2 separate regions of the Homo sapiens genome follow, and region 1 is linked to region 2. Evidence: chromatin contacts called from ENCODE Hi-C data. All regions are on one chromosome and are shown on one strand. The core of a region is the stretch at or near the end of the contact, and the rest is flanking DNA. Distances in the headings are between cores, read along the strand shown.

Region 1 (4,735 bases), core at 330-2,829, 790 kb after region 2:
ATGTTTCTACCATGTTTTACCTGCTTACTTTTTTTTTTTTTTTTTTTTTTTTTTTTTGAGGCGATATCTCACTTTGTCACCCAGGCTGGAGTGCAGAGGCACTATCTTGGCTCACTGCAACCTCTGCCTCCCAGGTTCAAGCCATTCTCCTGCCTCAGCCTCCTGAGTAGCTGGGATTACAGGTGCCCGCCACCACCCCCAGCTGATTTTTGCATTTTTAGTAGAGATGGAGTTTCACCATGTTGGCCAGGCTGGTCTTGAACTCCTGACCTCAGGTGATCCGCCCACCTCGGTCTCCCAAAGTGCTGGGATTGAGGCCTCCTGCCCGCTTTTTTATATCTCCAAGTGTAACCCATTATACTACTCATATATGGATTATGTGGCCTTCCTATATTCTCTCTTAACACTGTCTATATATCTTTAGCAAAGCATTTATTACTTTCTATTGCAAAAATCCAATTCCATGTGTGTCTTCTAAGTTGACAGTGGACTAGGAGGGAGGAAAGCACCAACAGATCCTTTTCTCCTTTGACTATTCAGCACCTGGCCCAGGTGTTGAGTAAATGAAAGACAGTATGTGTCAAATAAAATAATAAGACTTCACATAATAGCAAAATAAACTCTATTCTCCTAAGGCCTACTCTGAGAGTGAACAGGAAAGATTGGGCACTTGTGAGGAGTTAACAAGTGAACAAACACATTCTCTAACAATGAAATAACAGAGGGCTCTTTAAAATCTACTCTTAGATTTTTTTTTAAGCATTGGAAGGAATGGTAGAGATCATCTGGAGGACTCCACCCAATACTCTGCCCTTTTCTACAGGTAGAAAAATGGAGGTTATAAAATCTCAGCTGGGCAGGGCAGGGTGGCTCATGCCTGTAATCCCAGCACTTTGGGAGGCTGAGGTGTGTGGATTATATGAGGTCAGGAGTTCGAGATCAGCCTGACCAACATGGTGAAACCCTGTCTCTACTAAAAATACAAAATTAGCTGGGTGTGATGGTGCATGCCTGTAATCCCAGCTACTCGGGAGGCTGAGGCAGGAGAATCGCTTGAACCCAGGAGGCAGAGTTTGCAGTGAGCTGAGATCGCATCATTGCACTCCAGCCTGGGCAACAAAAGCAAAATTCTGTCTCAAAAAAATAAATAAAATAAAGACAAAATCTCAGCTGGGCACAGTGGCTCACACCTGTAATCCCAGCACATTGGGAGGCCGAGGCAGGCAGATCACTTGAGGTCAGGAGTTCAAAACCGGCTGGCCAACATGGTGAAAGCCTGTCTCTACTGAAAATACAAAAAATCAGCGCAGCGTGGTGGTGGGCACCTATAATCCCAGCTACTTGGGAGCCTGAGGCCGGAGAATCGCTTGAACCCGGGAGGCAGAAGTTGCAGTGAGCCGAGATCGTGCCACTGCACTCCAGCCGGAGCGACAGAACAAGACTCCATCTCAAAGAGAAAAAGAAAAAGAAATCTGCTTAAAATCCTACGCGTGGTTGGTGACTGAGACATAATTAGAGTCCTAGTTATTGGATACTGTGCCCCTCCCACTCCACATGTGTTGAAAAACAGAGCTGACCAACTGTGCAAGACGGACCCTTCGAGCACTAACTTCTGCTTTCACAAATGCAACTCTCCATTTAAAAATGCAAATCAGAGAAGAAACATCTCATGAGTTCTGCTTCCCTCCCCTCCTCAGTTTGTCATTTATTTGACCTGGTCACATCCGCTTCAGGACCTTTGCATCCTCTCCTCCCCAGTGCAAACATCACATCCCCAGGAAGCCCTTTCTTTATTATTCTCTCTCACACATACCCCGGGCCAAATCAGATTCCCCTCTCTATACCAGCAGGACACCCTGTATTTCTCCTTCATGGGATTTATCACAGCTTGAAGTAACATATTTTTGAGATTGTTTAATTAACATCTGTCTAATATATCCTCCATCAGATTAAGAGTTCATAAATTATGTCTCTAGAGATAAGGGGTATTCTAAAAGCACATCATACCAACCTGGGGGTAGAAATGGGATTGGTGTATTAATATCAAAACTATCCCTTTGAATCTACCCCACCTGCTGCTGTGGGTCCTTCGAACACAATTCCAGACCCCCACCCATCCAGGGTTCTAGGAGTCCCAGCGTATGCCTCCCATGGGCAAACCTGAGCCCTCTCAGCTCTCTAAGACATCTCACATTTCCTCCCTCTGGGGTGCGGCTCCCTGCAGCAATGAGCTGCTGAGGCCTCTGTGCGCTTAAAAGCCACCTTTGTGTTGTCAGATATGGTATCTGGGTTCCAATCACAGAGATTTTAATCAAATAGTTCTTTTGGTTTTTACTCCCAGTCCCTGCTTCCTAGAGCTCAAGACTGGGGTTGGCAAAAAAGAAAAAAAAAGAACTCCCCATCCAATCCTGAAGCAAAGGCTTGGATTATGCTTGGGTGCCTTGACGCCCTTTAATCTTGAGACAAATTCTTTTCCAGAAGCCTTCTTGGTGGCTCATCTAAATAATCCCCAGTACAGCCTACCAAATGAGTCTTCCAGTGACCCCAGGTCCGTGTGCATTAAAGTGAAACAGAAGCCAGGGCATGATAGTGAGACCCCCTCTCTATGAAAGAAAATTTTAACAAGTTAGCTGGGTGTGGTCACATGAGCCCGTATTCCCAGCTACTCAGGAGGCTGAGGCAGAAGGATTGCTTGAGCCCAGGAGTTCAGGTTTGCTATGATGGTGTCAGTGGTGTTCAAACCAGAGCAACTCCGTCTTGAGTGAGGACTAGGAAAATGAGGCTGGGACTTGCTGGGCTGCATTCCCAGAAAGTTAGGTATTCCTAGCCTCTAGGTATTTACAGTTAAGGGAACAGATTGATAACATTTACTAAACAGACCCAGACTTGAGAGTGTCCTGATATCTTGATATCTTCAGAACAAAGGCATTCCGAATTTTGCTTTATTTATTTTATGTTATTTTAATTTTTTTTTTGAGACGGAGTCTCATTCTGTCGCCCAGGCTGGAGTGCAGTGGCATGATCTCAGCTCACTGCAAGCTCTGCTCCTGGGTTCAAGCTATTTTCCTGCCTCAGCCTCCCGAGTAGCTGGGATTACAGGCAGGCACCACCACGCCCGGCTAATTTTTTGTATTTTTAGTAGAGACAGGTTTCACCATGTTGGTCAGGCTGATCTCGATCTCTTGACCTCGTGATCCACCTGCCTCGGCCCCCAAAGTGCTGGGATTACAGGCGTGAGCCACCATGCCTGGCCCAAATTTTGCTTTAAAGATAATGTTGATTCTTGCAAAATATAGTAATTAAGAAAATTAATCCTTTATCACAAACCCTTATATCAGAGCACGTCTCCCCATGATCTTTTTTTATCATATATATATATGAGTATTTTACCTGAGGTGGACGTTTTCCTCCCCTTACTTTAGGGAACGCCCTACTTTGCCTACAGAGTAGCTGTTCTCTCACCACTTTACTTTCTTAGTAAACTTGCTTTTTCTTTGCACTGCAGACTTGCCTTGAGTTATTTCTTGCATGAGATCCATGAACCCTCTCTTGGGGTCTGGATCGGGACCCCTTTCTGGTAACAATGCTGCCACCGCACTCCAGCCTGGGTGACAGCAAGACCCTGTCTCTGAAAAGATTAAAAATAAACATAACAAAAATAAAATATGAAGGGGAACAGAACTCAGTCTGAAGTTTGGACCATTGCTAAATTCAGAGAAAACAGCAGAATGTCAGTGCCTATAGTAATAGAGGAATAGCAAGGTCAAGCCTTTATCCTGGCTCAGAGGAGAAGAGAACCTCCTCTTGCACCCATTCATTCAACAGCTATACTTAAGAGCAAGGTTTTCTGGAAATGGCCTATGCACTGTCACTGAAAATCCCAGCCAAGGTCACTTCATGACTTGCAAATCTTGGCAGAGTCATCAGGAATATGCCCAGGCATATTCATAGCTCCCTGCAGCCTCGACCTCCTGGGTTCAAGCGATCCTCCTGCCCCAGCCTCTCAAGTATCTGGGATTACAGGTATGAGCCACCATGCCTGGCCCCCAATTTTTTAGATGAGGAAATTATTATTATTATCCCCAGTTTACAAAGAGGAAACAGGCATCGAGGACTTAATAATTTGTTGCAAGTCACATATCCTGGAGGTGCAGCCAGGTGATTTCAGAGTGTGTGATCTTAAAACGCTAGGCTAGGCTGTCTCCCCATTTACAGAGGTATGAACCTGGACTACTGTCCATGTGTTCTTCCCACAGCAACATGCCAAGGTAGAAAGAGGACTGGACTAGGTTCAATTGATCTGGGTTCTAATCCTAATGTTTTCTCTGTGCATTTTTGAGCAAATTAATCACTCTAGGACTCACCTTCCTTATTTGTAAACTAAATTCATCACTCTAGAACTCACTTTCCTTATTTGTAAACTAACACCAACTAACATAGGTTGATTTTGGTGCTGAAATTCTATGATGTACATGATATCAGAATAAGTAACATAAGCAAATCAGTGGAGAAAATTTGGCCATAGACACTCTTTCTCATCAAAGAGACCATTTAAAACTTTAAGGCAGTTTGTTAACATTTCCCTAAGCTAGAAACTTAATTTTTTTTGTTTGTTTTTTGAGATGGAGTCTTGCTTGGTCACCCAGGTCAGAGTGCAGTGGCATGATCTCGGCTCACTGCAAACTCCACCTTCCGGGTTGAAGTGATTCTCCTGCCTCAGCCTCCTAAGTAGCTG
Region 2 (4,783 bases), core at 2,211-4,710:
TACGGTCACATCACATGATGCTGCAAAATAGCAGAAAGAAGTAAGTCTGAAATTTGGGATTGTGGCTCTCCCAGCATAGAATTTACCTTCCCAGTCCAGCTCCTCCAAGTCAGCCCCCTGCCTGTTTCCTGCCTAGACATTACAGTCTCTCTGAGGGCCGTTTCCTAAATTGATCTAAGCAGAAGGGAACCTAGAAAATCTAACCTTCTAGGTTGGTTTCCCTTCATTCTGTTTGTTAATAACAAAAATAACAGGAGCAGCTGCTACCATTGGGCTGCTATGTGCCCAACATTTTATTAGGCACTTTACATACGTGTCTCCTTTTGTCCTTAGAAAATTCTGTGAGTTAGGAACATCAGCACATTTTATATATGAGAAAAATAAAGTCTTCGAGAGCTTAAATAACTATTTAAGGATACACAATTAGTAAGTGGAAGCCCCAGAATTCAGGTGCATACACACCCTACCTTGAAATTCGGGCATTTGGACCACCAAAGTGTATTCACTTTCAAGCATGTGGGTCCCTCAACTCTATTACTTTTAAGGAAAATCATGGTTGTTTAATATAAAGTTTATTAGAGCTTTTATCAAACTAGTATTTCTCATGTATTCTTTAACACTACAGTTTTATCTATCATAAAGAAGGGGGCAAACTGATTTCATGATTTTTATCACTTTTCTGTGTAACATGAATTGTAATGTCAAGTGAATGTTTTCAAATCGTTTCACTGTTTGGGAAATAGAATTTTAAAATTATGTATTATTTAAAAGAAAACAGAAGCTCACAATAAATTTCCCTAAAAAAACTTTTTTTTATAGAGAAGGAGGGAAGGTAACCATGCCTCAGATAAACAGAAACAGACTAACAATCTTACTATCAGCCAAATATACTACACAGATATTAGTGAGAAAAATAACAGCTTAAAATATAAACAAAGGAGAAAGAGTCTAATCTTGTTGCAATGCACAGCATATCCAGTAATTTCTCTATAATTATTCTTTTTTAAAAAAATTTTCTTTTTTTTTAAGATAGAGTCTCACTCTGTCGCCCAGACTTGAGTGCAGGGGCACAATCTCAGCTCACTGCAACTGCTGCCTCCCAAGTTCAAGCAACTCTCCTGCCTCAGCCTCCCAGTAGCTGGGATTATAGGCACCCATCACTATACCCAGCTAATTTTTTTATCTTTATTAGAGACAGGGTTTCACCATGTTGGCCAGGCTGTTCTCAAACTCCTGACCTCTAGTGATCCTCCTGCCTCGGCCTACCAAAGTGATGGGATTACAGGCATGAGCCACGACGCCCAGCTGATAATTAGATGGAATTAAGCAATAGCAAGTTGGTTGGGGTATGGCAAAATAGCCACTAGCTTCCATTCTTAGGTTCCATTTCACTTTGACAGAGGGAAGGGGGTGGGGAGGTTCTCTTGGCTGTTTTGGCATAAACAGCCATTATTGACAGAGGAGAGCAGTTGACTCCTTCAGAAGAGCTTGGTCCTACACAGTTAACTCTAGGTTTCAGGTATCAAAGTGTAAGAGCCACTGGGTGAACTGATAAAAGCTATTAGGCCATGCCTGAGCAATCTTTCTGGAGGCTTTAGACGCACAGCGCAGATAGCATTACTAGTAACCCAAGATTAAGGCAAATGGCACTTGATAATGAAGGGAATTAGAGGAAGGAACCAGTAGGCCACGGATATTTCAAAGCCTCTGTGTTCTTGTGAGGTATCCACCAATCCTAAATGCAACAAAAGCATAATTTTTAAGCTGAGTAAAAATGACTCACTCTTAACAAAATTAAGTTCTATTCTTTCTCAAATGTTAGTACATGTTTGTTATGACTAACGAAATACCATTTACAAGAGTTACTTAATCCTAACAGCTTTTTGTCATATATGCTCTTTTCAATTAACAGGCATTAAGTATGTGAGAGTCTGCTATTTTTATTAGTTGTAAATGGTCTTCAGTCGAAAAGGTCTTGGATAGTCTTCTTTTCTTATGGGCTTATTTTAAATTGGCACTTACAACCAGTCTACGTCACACATACTTGCTTTATTTGAAATTGTTAAATGGAAATCTCTAAAACATGTGCTTAGAAGCATTTTTGTTCCGAGTGATAGGCCTCCCCAGAAATGAAAATGGCCCTATAATGATGGCAGGCAACTTATGTTTGTATAATCTACAAAGCACTGGCAAATACATCTTATTTTATCTTTAAATATATGCATGTCATTTTAAATCGTTTGTGGAATGAGAAGGAGCATGGGCAAACAAAATTTACAACAACCCATGGAAACAGGAAGTAATACCCGCAATTTTTAAACAAGAAAACCAAGGCTCAGAGAGGTTGAGTGACATAACCAAGGTCACAAAAGTAGTAAGCGGGAGGGCTGGAACCAGAACCCACCTCTTCTGGCCCTGAGTTCCACACGCATGGTATATCTTGTCACAATGTCATGGCTGCTTTGTGCCTGCTTTAACTCTAGGTACAAGGCCCCCAGGACCTTTACATGCTGACAAACATGTATTATATTTTATATAAATGAGGCAAATATTAGAAGACTAATTGTCATGGTGTGACACATTTTAAGCCAAGTATACTTTTCTTCACATCTAATAGTAGAAATAGTAGAAAAAACATTCACACCACAAGTAAACTTGCAAATAATGCAGAATAAGGTGCATTTTTTAAAGCATGCTTTGCAACTCTATCATGGAGCATCAGAAATGACTATTGTTTCCAGTGCATCATTTTCGCTAAAAGTGATCCTTGCTATGAAAATGAAATGAGTAAACCTAGCTTGATTCTCCAGAGAAGTCAAGGAGACCTGAAGGTTAGAAGGATTTCTGACATTCAGCCCACATGAGTGGTCTGAATTACATGAGTAATTCTCTAATCGTCTGAATTTAGGATATTTCAAGATTATTTTATAACATGAATACAGTCTTCTGAGATTTGTGCAAGTCCAAATAGATCATATACACTCCCCTCTGTTGGACACATACAATGGTGACTACAGAACTCATGGATCCCGGGGCATCTAAGCTTGTCTTTGTGCTGTGGGGCTAGGCATGAGGATAGGCAGTTCTGTCAAAACCTACATTTGTGTGTTCTGGAGAGAAATGGTTGATGCTTCACATTTCTATTTAAAAATTCTAAATATTTTAACAAATGTACTTGGCATTCAGAAAAAAAGAAAGGAGGGAAAGAGAAAAAATTAAGAAGAACAAAAAATGGCAAATACCTTAAAATGTAAGATTTAAAACATAAAGGGAAACTGGGGACTATTTCTTTACATACAATTGACATGGAGCTGTAATTTATCTCAACATAAAGTACTTATAATTATATTAAGTACCTTTTGATTCAAAGCATTTATTTTTGAATCATACTTGTTTCACATTTTCTTTACAGTGACCCTGTAAAGACCTTGAAAGCTTTTCTGTAGGTCTGACCCAGAAATGACGCAAACATCTCTCACTTCTCTCTTTTCAACCCACCAATTTACTTTTTTGCAGAAGTACTCTATCTTATTACCACAGCTGTTAATTTTATTCTACCCTTCAAACTTCAGTCATGTGTTGCAGACAAAAAAAGTAAATGAGTACATTTCAAAGAAAAGCTATCCGTATTTTTCATTCACATGAGTTTTCTTCCATACATTTTGACATACTTTCCCTGACTCTTGCTCACACTAAACTCTCCAGAGACCCCTTGACATGGAACAGTCCTATCTGCCTCTCTGATTTCTGACATTTCTAGCAGGGATTGAAGTACAAGTAAGCGTTCAAGAAAACAAATAGTTTTCCAGACATGAAAAAAATTGGACTACAGATGACTGAGAGCATCTGTAGAAGAACACACATTTCTTTGTGTGTTTTCAGTGATTTTGCCTCACTGTCATTTAGTGCTATGGCAGTAACTCTAGTTTTCTACTGAGTGGGAATTTGGCTATTAAAAACATTATAAATGAAATGTATTTGAAGAGACATAGCACATAGTTGCAGGGAAGGCATAGGTGGTCACTGAAAAAAATATAGCAAGAGAAAGAAAACATTCAATAAGCCTATTTATGAACATTTTTTAAAGGTCTGTGGTTCATGTTCATGCTTAATGATGATTCTGGGCCAAGGCTGAACAAAGTGATGGGCCGAGCATATTGTTACATAAATGTGCACAGTGATCTCACTGATTTCCAGCATCAAACACCTGCCCTCTGCTTCTTACTGAACCACGGCAAGGCTATGGGTGTTTTCACTGAGACATTTTAAATTTCAATACCACTGATGTCTAATCTAAATCTCACCATTCTCCATTGTCCACAGATGAAGAACTCCATAAAAGAAGAGAAGACAGAGAGACCTGTAGGGAGATGTAAGAAATGAACAGACAAAGATTAAAAGACTGCAGGGTTGAAGGAAGCTCATGGAAAAATGTGCAGAGATGCATAAAGGAAGGAGAAAAGTGCAGCAAAGCCACATAGAAAAATGGCCAGAAGGGTCACTCTTAGCCACCACCACACAGAGAAATGAACTAAAATGAAAACTCACAACTCAGGAATATGGAATAATAAGCAATCAGAAACATAAATATAAGCAGTTTTATCTATTCATTATTTTTATTCTACTATTAGAATAAATTCATGACTAAATAAAATTATTCAGCAAAATGTAGCTTGAGAGTAAATTTTCATTTGCTTGCATTTCATACACACAAAAAATTTGCATTGTCTGCATCTCATTTTTTCTCATTTTCTAAAGACTTAGAGTTTGTCTTCCAGATACA

The links. Hi-C counts contacts between places; a loop is a spot of excess contacts on that map. Pooled maps may share reads with other maps.
Region 1: a pooled map shows a loop between it and region 2 (3-fold over the local background). The contact joins two enhancer-like sites. A Hi-C loop is called at or near these places in 2 of 37 single-sample maps with no recorded cell type and 3 of 50 pooled maps.

Annotation. Positions count from the first base shown.
Region 1 is chr4:138,976,037-138,980,771 of GRCh38, forward strand. The region is part of intron 2 of LOC105377448 (a long non-coding RNA gene); the gene reads right to left. Among named protein-coding and RNA genes, the nearest start is that of NOCT, 37 kb to the right of the region's middle. RefSeq lists an enhancer at 1,189-2,010. Within about 2 kb of position 1,580, at least 4 of the 41 ENCODE cell types and tissues checked have a DNase peak (open chromatin) inside an H3K27ac peak, as active enhancers do.
Region 2 is chr4:138,187,056-138,191,838 of GRCh38, forward strand. The region is part of intron 6 of SLC7A11 (solute carrier family 7 member 11); the gene reads right to left. Among named protein-coding and RNA genes, the nearest start is that of SLC7A11, 53 kb to the right of the region's middle. RefSeq lists an enhancer at 3,614-3,673. Within about 2 kb of position 3,461, at least 2 of the 41 ENCODE cell types and tissues checked have a DNase peak (open chromatin) inside an H3K27ac peak, as active enhancers do.